Linked DNA regions of Homo sapiens: region 2 is linked to region 1. Evidence: chromatin loops called from intact Hi-C (ENCODE). Cell type or tissue: PC-3. All regions are shown on one strand. Links, peaks and the distances in the headings refer to the core of each region. The heading gives the core; the rest is flanking DNA.

Region 1 (5,390 bases), core at 121-5,120:
AAGGCCCCTGCTGCCTCGAGCCCCTCTGGACTTCGGGCGCCAACAGGCATGTGAGGGAGGCCAAGGGAGACTAAGGACAGCCCTGTGCTGGCCTACAGATGCCCCTTTGCATGAGCAGCCTGGGCACCATAGATGGCAGCAGGAGACAGACAAGCTCCTGGGTGGAAGGGGGCAGTCCCCAGTGAGGCCTCACCTTCAGGCCAGGGAAGGCCTGAAGGCTGGCAGTCAGGCTGCCAGTCATGCAGACTGGAGTAAGTGCATGTGGTGCCTTTTCCGGGCCACCCATGGCCACCCATGGACCAATCAGCACACACTTCCTCTCATCTGAGGCCCATATAACCCCAGGGCTCAGACAGAGCAGAACAGACATCAGAACAACTAGCTGCAGAGAGGAACAGTCCACTCCAGGGCCTCCTCTCTGCTGAGAGCTGGGGAGACAGGACAACCTCCCTGCAGAGAGAAGCTTCCCACTCCAGGGCCTCCTCTCTGCTAGGAGCTGAACACTCATCTGGACACTGTGGCTGCATGGCTGTGGAAAGGAGCTGCCCCCCTGCAGGAGACTTAGCTGTTATATCACTCAATAAAGCTCCTATTCATCTTGCTCATAGTCCCACTTGTTTCCATATCTCATTCTTCATGGTGGTAGGAGAAGAACTCTGGATCTGTCAAATGGTGGGGCTAAAAGAGCTGTAACACAAACAGGGCTGAAACATGTCCCTTGCTCGACACACTGCTGCTGAAGAGTAAAGAAGAACTGAGGCCCTTCAGAAATCCCAGACCTGGAAGCTTCTGTAGCCAGGGCGGTGACTCTTTGGGGCTCTGCAGTTCCTGGCATCTCAAGCCAGCACCTGGAGCTGCCTGTCCCGCTGTGGTAGCTGTCACATCTGATTGTGCTCAGTGGCTAGACCCCACATTCATTCACACACCCTTTGCTGTTCCACACCTGAATCACGCTTGGCAAGTATGGGACCCAGGCTGGTAGTGTGAGCTGAGTGCAGATTGCCAGGACAAGCAGGTAAAACAAGCCCAGTAGGCCCGAGCTACTAGGGCAACTAGGGCAACAATGCCACCCACAGAGGTTTCCGACCAGAAAAATGACACCCCAATGATCCTGTAACAATATAACAGGGTTAGAAATTAATTATGAATGCTAATCTTATAGAATAGTCATTTCCCAGATTAAGAGTACAGAAACAGGTGCAAAGGTACATTGACCTTTCTCAAAGAAAAAAAATGATATTCATTCCTTTCTATTAATGTTAATTTTAAGACAAATAAGTCATATGTTTTCGTTCATTTTATAATAAATCACTTCCCTTTCTATAATATGTAATATTAATTGTGTCCAGGTACCAGGACATTTTAATCTTTGCATTAGTCAATTCTCACTATATGAAAAAGTTGCTTCTCTTAGCTACAGATAATTATAAAGACCCAGTAAGTTTTTCATATACACCAGCCTTCCCTCACAAAAGCACGTGCATCTCCCAGCAGGTGGATGAAGACAGGGGCAGCGGGAGGCTGATAACAAGCTCTTTTTACTAAGCAAATATTTCAAAGGAAAGATATTAACTTATCAATATTGTCCTTGAGTATAATGAGCATTTTAAATAACACACACCTGAACTTTTCATTTTGAGTGTTTTATTTTAGAAATGTATGGCTTTCTGTATTTATCATTTATTTTGAAACTACATGTATCTGCTCTCGCAAACCTCTCCTTCATTCAAGAAAATAGACTCTCTACCACACAGAAGAGCATGAATGTGCAACCAATAATTATTTTTGTTTGTCTAATTATCATTCTATCCAAATAACTTCAATATATTTTTCTGCTTTTATAGGTAATTAATTTCTAAAGTTAGTATTGACAACAAATACATCATATACATTTTAATTTATGTGACATAACTAAGTGAACCAGTGTACATACAAGTGCTTGAGAAATTCCTACATGATTACAAATACTTAAACAGTACATGATAGCTAGTTAGACTTTTAAAACTTCACATAACATTTGACAGTTCCTTTGGAACCTGATTTGGAAGATTATGCCTTACGGCAACAGCTCTATCCTGTTCGTTCTAACCTTGAAGTTTTACATTTTGTAAATAGCAAAGCAAGCCTTGGAAAACCTTGTAATTGACAAGGTAATATATGAATACCATACAATGCATACACTGCATTTCTGTTTCTGTTTACTCATAACTTCATATGTATTAAATGACTGAGTCTGTAATTCCAATATGTAAATTCCAATTCAATAAGTTTTGCACTAGCCTTTTAAAAAAGACAAACTGTCGAGTATACCACTAGGTGGCAGAGAAAGATCAGAAAATTTCCATTACATACTCATGTATTAAAATGTATTTATAGTGCACTTAAAAGTCTTTCTTGAATTACATTTTATATATAAAATTGTGTTCGGTCTCAGTATGCTTTTAGTTATTATGAAAACATGTTTTATAAAGATTTTTACCAAATACATTTTAACAGGAAATATTTTATTCTTTGTGATATATACATATATGAAATATATAATACATTTCCGATATGTAAACACTATGTGTGTACATGAGTGTGTATGCACTGGCAAATTTTATACCCTATATAGAATAATACTTTAGGAAAAAGCAAAATGTAAACTAATCCTATGACATCCTACATTCACATTTTCTTTTGTGATAAAGTCTTAATTTAAAATTTTTCTAGCTAAGAATAATTCAATATAACTTATATTCATAAACTCTAACATTTTACTTTTATATCATTACATATATGACTGTATTTAAATTACTATATTTTATAATCAATGTAATTTGCTACTCATAGGTGTCTTCTAAATTATCTTTATTCATATTCATATTATTTTTGTAGGGTTACTGATTAATCAAAAGTTTCAAACAGCTACTGATATTTGAAGGAATGCTTCTACTTTCTATAGTTGATGAATTTGGTAAAATAATAGCATATTTTCTCTGATAATTCTTCGTCTTTACTCTCGCAAAGAGAGACAGTTTTTTTTTTTTCTAACAAAAAAATATGTGAAAGCAGCAGACTGAGCTAGCAAATGTCAGGTCCGGTTTTGCTTCCACAGCGGATATACTCTGTGATCCTTAGTAAATCAACATACTGATGCCAATTAATAAGTGAAAAGAGTTTAGTGACCTAAAATTCTAATGAAGGAGAGGAGAATGACTTCATTAATATGTAATTGATTTTTTTTTTTTTAGTTGCCAGGTTTAGAGAAGCTCGAACGGAACTTTTTACAATTTTTTAATTTTTAATTTTTGTGGGTACATAGTAGGTGTATGGATAGAAATTTTTTACTCAGTTTTAGACTATTATAAGCTTACTTGTTTACTTTCAGGTTGAATTTTTACAGTGTTCCTACGTTCCATCCTACCTGATTGGTCTTTTCATTTCTTACTTTTCCTCCCCAAATTTATCACCTATTATTTATCTTCCTTCATTCCCTCTCCACCTCTCCTCATTTGTTGTTTGAATGAATGAGTTGGAAAATAGGGATAAGATCTCGAAGAATCAGAAAGTTATGATTTAGAATTACTTGGTGGGGCAAAGGGATACGGATTGTTCTGTTTTTCTGAACTCTTTGGGAATTTTTAAAAAAACATTGGCACATTGACTTAGCATAAATAAAGCAGACTGGACATAAGGAAGATTCTCATTGCTGAGTTGCTGGGCAGAAATTTGGAATTCATTTCTGTATTTTCTAAAACATGTTATTATTTGCTAAAATATCTACAATCCCAAGCAACAAAAACAGATAAATAAGTTTAACTCTTTAAGTCTTTAATTCTGTGACTGATATGCTCACTTCAGGTAGGTAAATTATTTTCATAGCTGTGCTTACAAAACACTAAAACCTGTTTGCAATTATGATAGCACACAGTATATAGGCAACATTTTGAAGTCTTATGAGATTTTACTTTCTCTGCTATACCTTTGATGTTACTAGTAATATATTTAAAAAATAAATATTTTCAAAGTATTTTTCTCATCGAAAGAGGGTAAACACTTTATGGACAGGGACAGTATCTGAAACATTTTAAATGTCTGGAGATTCTTATTATATAGGCATTGAATAAATATTTGTGGATTATTTGATTACCTTCTTATCACCTAACTTCAGAAAAATCAAAATGATAGATATTAACAGAAATTCATTAGCCACACCAAGACCACTGCAGGCACCTGGTTTGAGCCTTCAACATTTTCCAGAGATTCTGGACTTTCAGTAACTCCTACTATTTCTATTCAGGCTAGGAGTGACAAGTTGGATAAAAACCATCACCTATAGGTAATTTTAGTAGCCTCTAATTTCCAGGCTAAATTGGAATTCCCCTCCCCAGGCCCCAAAATTAAAAGCAAGATCCAGGTTACTCTTTGGCAGATTATGACTGAACACATCACTCTGCCTTGGGATTGTTTTCTGCCCAGTGGTAATCAATATAAGCACAGGATTCCCAAATATGTGCTAACTGCCATCTTCTTATTCAGAAGTGGAGTTCTATCGTCCAAAAGGTCCATTTCTCAGATTTGCTAGATTACTTAGCAATCCACCAATTATGAAGTATAACCACAATGATGATGACAACAATATCACCAACACAGACTGATTTCTTATAATATGCCAAACATTATCCTAAGAGCTTAAATCGATTTGATACCTTTTGCTAAACGTGGTAAGATAACAATGTCAAAAAGCTCAAGAACAAAAATTGTATTTACTATGTCACCTGTAGGCTAAAATTGCCTGCAGTTTTGCTGCACAAATCAATGGGGGAATATTTTTCAATCTATTAACCTTGACATATATATGATATATTTTTCCTAATATTTTGAATTTTTCCCTTGATTTTTTTTAGCTCACTCTTGTAATCGTCCTAGGAAACCCTTACCACATATCAATCTGCCAACAGCTGAATAGATTAGTTCCTTACTAGTTCTTAAAAATTTCTTACTAATTCTTTCATCTCAAAGGAAAAATGATATATACATACATATTATACACACACATAAAATCTAATTATTTTTCCCTTAAAAAATCTATCCAGAATGTTACTTTCATGAAAAAAAACCCACAACCCTCTATGACCACATTTTCCCTAGATATAATGGATGTTGACAGACTTAAAGAAAAGAGAAAAAACATCACCAACTAAAGACACTAGTTGATATTACTGTCCTACTAAACTTTAAATATGTGCCTGTTTTTTTGGATTCTTGAAGTTAACCCGAACTTAGCAACTACAAACTTACCATTTAAAAATATTTTTCAGTTGAGAAACACCCTACTCTCTTTTGCATTGATAAAACGATCACATTAGAAAAATATGTTTTTAGCATCAGTCATGTTCTATTTGAAG
Region 2 (5,390 bases), core at 225-5,224, 1.4 Mb after region 1:
AACCAAGAACACCATGCAGGAAGGTTTAAAGCAAGTGGAAGAGTAAAGATAAAGGAATTTGGCTGGGAGCATAAAGTAGGAATCTGAATAAAGGATTTTGGTCTGCACTTAAACTGTGTGCAAGCCTCATTTCATTTAAATGAGGTAAAAAGGCAAATAGATATGGCTATAAAGTGGGAAGCCTGAGCCGATGTTGCAGTGTTTAGCCTAAAATATTCTAGCTAGACACCCTAAGCATATTGCTTATATTTTATAAAATGAATTTGGTACAAATTCTTAAATATCTAAATTAAATATCTCAAAGTAAAATTTTGGGGATTATTTAGACAATCCTCTGGCTAATTTCAAGTGCTTTTATGTTGTTGATAAGAACAAAAAGCTTCCTTTTCTCTATGTCCCAAATTAAGACTGAAATTCATAAGCCCCCAAAAGCAATTTGTTGTCATTTTTCATAAGACTTACATAATATTAAAATATGCACCTATCTTCAGTAGCTATTATCCAAAAAGTATATAAATAAAGACAAAGTTAGAGGCAAAAGTTACTATCAAGCTGTAGTAATCCAGACAGTGTGGTAAAAATAAGGATCCACAGATGAATGGAATAGAATAAAGAACGTAGATATACACTTGCACTTACATAGACATTTGCTTTTTAACAAAGCCAATGAGGAAAGAAAAGTCCCTTGGAATACTAAATATCCATATTTTAACAAAACCCCTTGACTCACACCTCATACTATACAGAAAAATCAATTTTGGATCATAGACCTAAACATAAAAGCTAAAACCATAAAACCTTTAAAGGGAAATAGAATATTTTTATGACTTGGGGATAAGCAAAGGTACCATCAGGTACAGAAAGTAAAATCATTTAAGAAAAAATTGATAAATTATATTTCTTCAAAATTAAAAGTTTCTGCTAATTAAAATGAACATTAAGAAATAAGCTAAGACTGGAAGAAATATTCACAAAGAAATATTCACAAATAAAGCTAAGACTGGAAGAAATATTCACACCTGACAAAGGACGGGTATGCAGAATACATAGAGTACTCCTACAACTCAGCAATAGAAAGTCAAATAACCTAATTAAAACTGGGCAAAGTATTTGAATAGACAATTTATAAAAAAAGAAGTACAAATTGCCAATAAAATCATTAAAGAGTATACGATGTCAACTGTCACTATGGAAATACATATTAAAACCAGGAGACAAGACACTACCACCAGAATGACTATAATTTAGAAAGATAAACATTACCAAATGCTAGTGATGTTATAGAAAAACTGGACCTCTCATACATTTTTTGTAAGGATTGTATAATGCCACAACTAAATGCTAAATGCTAAAACTAAAGATATCCCTACACTATGGCCCAGCATTTTCACTAATAAGCATCTACTAAAGGGAAATAAAAGCATATATTCACAAAAAGACATATCCAAGAATATTCATAGCAGCTTTGTTCAGAAAAGCCTCAAAAAGGAAATAGCTCACATGTTCAGTTAGAGATTGGATAAACAAACTATGGCATATATAGTGAAATACTCCTCTATAATACAAATAAATGAATTATACATTGCATTCAACATGAAGGCTTAGTGAAAGAAGATTTAAACAAAAGGGTACATACTTTGTGACTCCACTTATAAGAAAGCCTAGAACAAACAAAACCAATCTGCAGTGGAAAAAAAAATAACATTGGTTGCCTCTGGAGAGTTGTTGGGGTAGGAATTTACTGTGAAGGTTATGAGAACTTTCTTACAGGAAGGTCACGTTCTATATCGTGATATGGGTTTGACTGTGTACAGATGTATGTATTTGTCAAAACTCAGTGAATATACACTTAAGAGTTGTACATTGTAGTATATGTACATTTCACATAAACACACACAAATATTGAACTCTAAAGTGCTTACATAAATAAAAGAGATTTAATGGATGGGGGATGGATTGATGGATGGATATGATAAAGCAAGTATACTAAACTGTTAATAGTAGGACCTTGTGGAAGATATACAGGTACTCATTTAAAATTCTTTCAATTTTGCTTTATGTTTGAAAATTTTTATAATGTTCAAAGAAAAATATCAAAAACAACAACAGAAATTAGTTTGTTCATGTTTCAGATAAAATGACATTTTACTGACAGAGACTGCCAGAATATTATTTTGGTTTGACATTACTAAGTAGTTTGTCTACTTATGCCAGAGTTGGAATGATTAATTAAAATACCCTTAACATACATAATAATGTGGTTTGAAACATTTATGAAACAATAATCTCAAAACTGAGGAATATGCTAATATTCACACTGAAAACTGAGGAATATGCTAATACTCACAACTTGACATGTAATTTGAATGTCTATATGTTTTAAAAATCTAGAATTTTGAGAAATTTGGATTTTTAATCCATATTAATCTGTATGAAGTTAACTCCCAACTATAACAAATTTAGCATATCAATAATTAACTTCTCAACATACATACAGTACAATAAATACTATAAATATATAACAGTCTTGAATAACTAAGCAATAGGTAACATTTTCAACACTAAGTAAACTTGAATAATAAAATGTTTTAGGGGCTGCATAGAGCTATGTATATGGATAAACAGATGCCTTTTATTCTAACACAAATTTGCTCTGAGGGATAGGCTTATTTTTATTGACAAGTTATCAATTTTCTCAGGATTTTAATAAAATCTTCATTTTTACAATATTTTTTCATTTTATTTACTTTTTATTTAAAACAAAATAGATTCCTAAGCAAATTAACACAAGATTTTTTTCCACTTTAGAGTACCTACTTTAAATTGTTTAATTTTAATTTTATTTAAATGTGTTCATTGGATCACATTTTACTAGAAACTAATTTGTTAAGGCCCAGATAACATGTGATAATACTGCAAAACTAATTTATTTTTCTTCATCCTCCCTTCTTACCCATTGATTTTTTTTTTCTTTTAAAATTAAGAAAGAATCAGAGTACTTTATCTGTCCTCTTCTTGTTCAAAACCCAAATGCTGCTGCGGATCATTTTGAAGGAAGGAAGCTTATAATAGCACCTTAAAGTAGAAAGTGGAAATTTGGTGACATCTTGTGGCCAAGGCTTTTCTCAGAGTGTTTCATGTCTATGTCTTAGAATTGGCTTTGTAGTAATGCAATTCCAACTGGTAAACTTACGCTTCTGAGGGTACTTGGAGACTTTCTGGAAAATTTGGCTGATCTAAAGAGTGTTAAGGCAATCAGTTTTCTGATCCTCAATGTCCTTTGCATTTTCCCCAACGAACTTGGTTTACGTGCTATACCATGTTTCCAGCCTTATTTCTTTTTTCTTTTCTCTTTTTTCTTTTCTTTTCTCTTCTCTTCTCTTCTCTCTTTCTTTTTTCTTTCTTTCTTTCTTTCCTTTCTTTTTTTTTCACAATTGCTGTTCTTCCATTTTACAAAATAAACACCTACTTCTCATCCCTTCTGAGTCTCACTATAGTGCATTGCCCTGTGGTATTAAAAACCTCTGGATGCTAGTCAAAGAGAATTTTCAATTATTAGTGTTTGTAAAGAGAAAGGAAATCACTATAATGATTGTTCAACAAAAGTTTTGTTAAGTCAAGTGGTTGCTAAACTATCTTTTAAATTATTTGATTCTAACAAAATTAAAGAAAAACTATGCTTTGGGAGGTCAAGGTGGGAGGATATCTCGAGCCCAGGAGTTCAGGACGAGCCTAGGTAACATAGCAAGATCCCATCTCTTAAAAAAAAAAAAAAAAAAAAAAAAGGAAAAAAAAGAAAAAAGAAAAAAATTAGCAAGGCCCGGAACACCTGACTGTAGTCCCAGGTACCTGGAGAGCTGAGGTGAGAGGATGACTTGAGCCTAGAGGCCAAGGCTGCAATGAGCTGTGATTATACCACTCTACTCCAGGATGAGCAACAGAAGCTGTGTCTCAAAACAAACAAACAAACAAATTGAAATAAGTTTTCATCTGATGCTCTGCTTACTAAAAGTAAATCTTGACAATAAATTACTATCTGATTATTTTCCTTTTGATCTAAAATTTGCATACATTAAAATGGACAAGTAAATTAGGAATGCATTTAAATTTGGATGATATTGTAATTTTGTCTCTACTTATAACCATAATTTGGGTATAAATCATGCTTACACCCAAAACCAACAACAACAAAAAATTGGAATGGAATTGATAACAAACCCTGACTTAGTCAAGCAGTAAGAATATTAATTCATCTCAGTAAATTATGGATTTCCAGTAAAATATGTGAACTAGTTAGGTTGTTTTGATCAATTATATGACAGTAACAATTGTAATAATTCAATCTGGAAGACATTTTTTACCACAAAATATTGTGGGGAAGTTTCTAAAACTTATGATCACATTGTTGTTGCTTAGAAATATTGTACAATGATCAATAAGTCTTTTAAAAGCACAAAATGGTGAGGTCACTTCCAAGATGGCCAAATAGGAACAGCTCCAGTCTGTAGCTCCCGGTGAGATCAACACAGAAGATGGGTGATTTCTGCATTTCCAACTGAGGTACCTGGTTCATCTCATTGGGACTGGTTGGACAGTGGGTGCAGCCCACGGAAGGTGAGCCGAAGCAGAGCGGGGCATCGTCTCACCTGGGAAGCGCAGAGGGTCAGGGAATTTTCCTTTCCTAGCCAAGGGAAGCCATGACAGACTGTACCTGGAGGAAAGGTACACTCTTGCCCAAATACTGCACTTTTCCCAGTCTTAGCAACCAGCAGGCCAGGAGATTTCCTCCCATGCCTGGTTCGGCAGGTCCCACGCCCAAAGAGCCTTGCTTACTGATAGCACAGCAGTCTGAGATTGGCCAGCAAGGCTGCAGGCTGGAGTGGGGAGGGGCATCTGCCATTGCTGAGGCTTGAGTAGGTAAACAAAGTGGCCGGGAAGCTCAAACTGGGCAGAGCCCACCACAGCTTAGCAAGGCCTACTGCCTCTCTAGACTCCACCTCTGTGGGCAGGGCATAGCTGAACAAAAGGCAGCAGACAACTTCTGCAAACTTAAATGTCCCTGTCTGATAGCTCTGAAGAGAGCAGTGGTTCTCCCAGCATGGCGTTCGAGCTCTGAGAATGGACAGACTGCCTCCTCAAGTGGGTTCCTGACCCCAGTGTAGCCGGACTGGGAGACACCTCCCAGTAGGGGCCGACAGACACCTCATACAGGCAGGTGCCCCTCTGGAACGAAGCTTCCAGAGGAAGGATCAGGCAGCAATATTTGCTGTTCTGCAATATTTGCTGTTCTGCTGCCTCCACTGGTAATACCCAGGCAAACAGCGTCTGGAGTGGACCTCCAGCAAATTTCAACAGAACTGCAGCTGAGGAGCCTGTTAGAAGGAAAACTA

What was found. Hi-C counts contacts between places; a loop is a spot of excess contacts. Peaks named below come from ENCODE experiments on the same cell type or tissue, not always from the same donor. Only the 100,000 strongest peaks of a DNase experiment are listed, where the experiment ranks them.
Region 2: a loop joins it to region 1, with 11 times the contacts of the local background. A loop is called at or near these places in 3 of 110 quality-filtered maps.

The regions. Positions count from the first base shown.
Region 1 is chr3:86,771,975-86,777,364 of GRCh38, forward strand. No RefSeq gene overlaps it. Among named protein-coding and RNA genes, the nearest start is that of VGLL3, 220 kb to the right of the region's middle. In PC-3, for the core only: a CTCF peak has its summit at 2,299 (motif pointing right); a DNase peak (open chromatin) is centred at 2,307.
Region 2 is chr3:88,177,483-88,182,872 of GRCh38, forward strand. No RefSeq gene overlaps it. Among named protein-coding and RNA genes, the nearest start is that of C3orf38, 30 kb to the left of the region's middle. In PC-3, for the core only: CTCF peaks have their summits at 3,114 (motif pointing left) and 3,325; no DNase peak of the experiment used is centred there.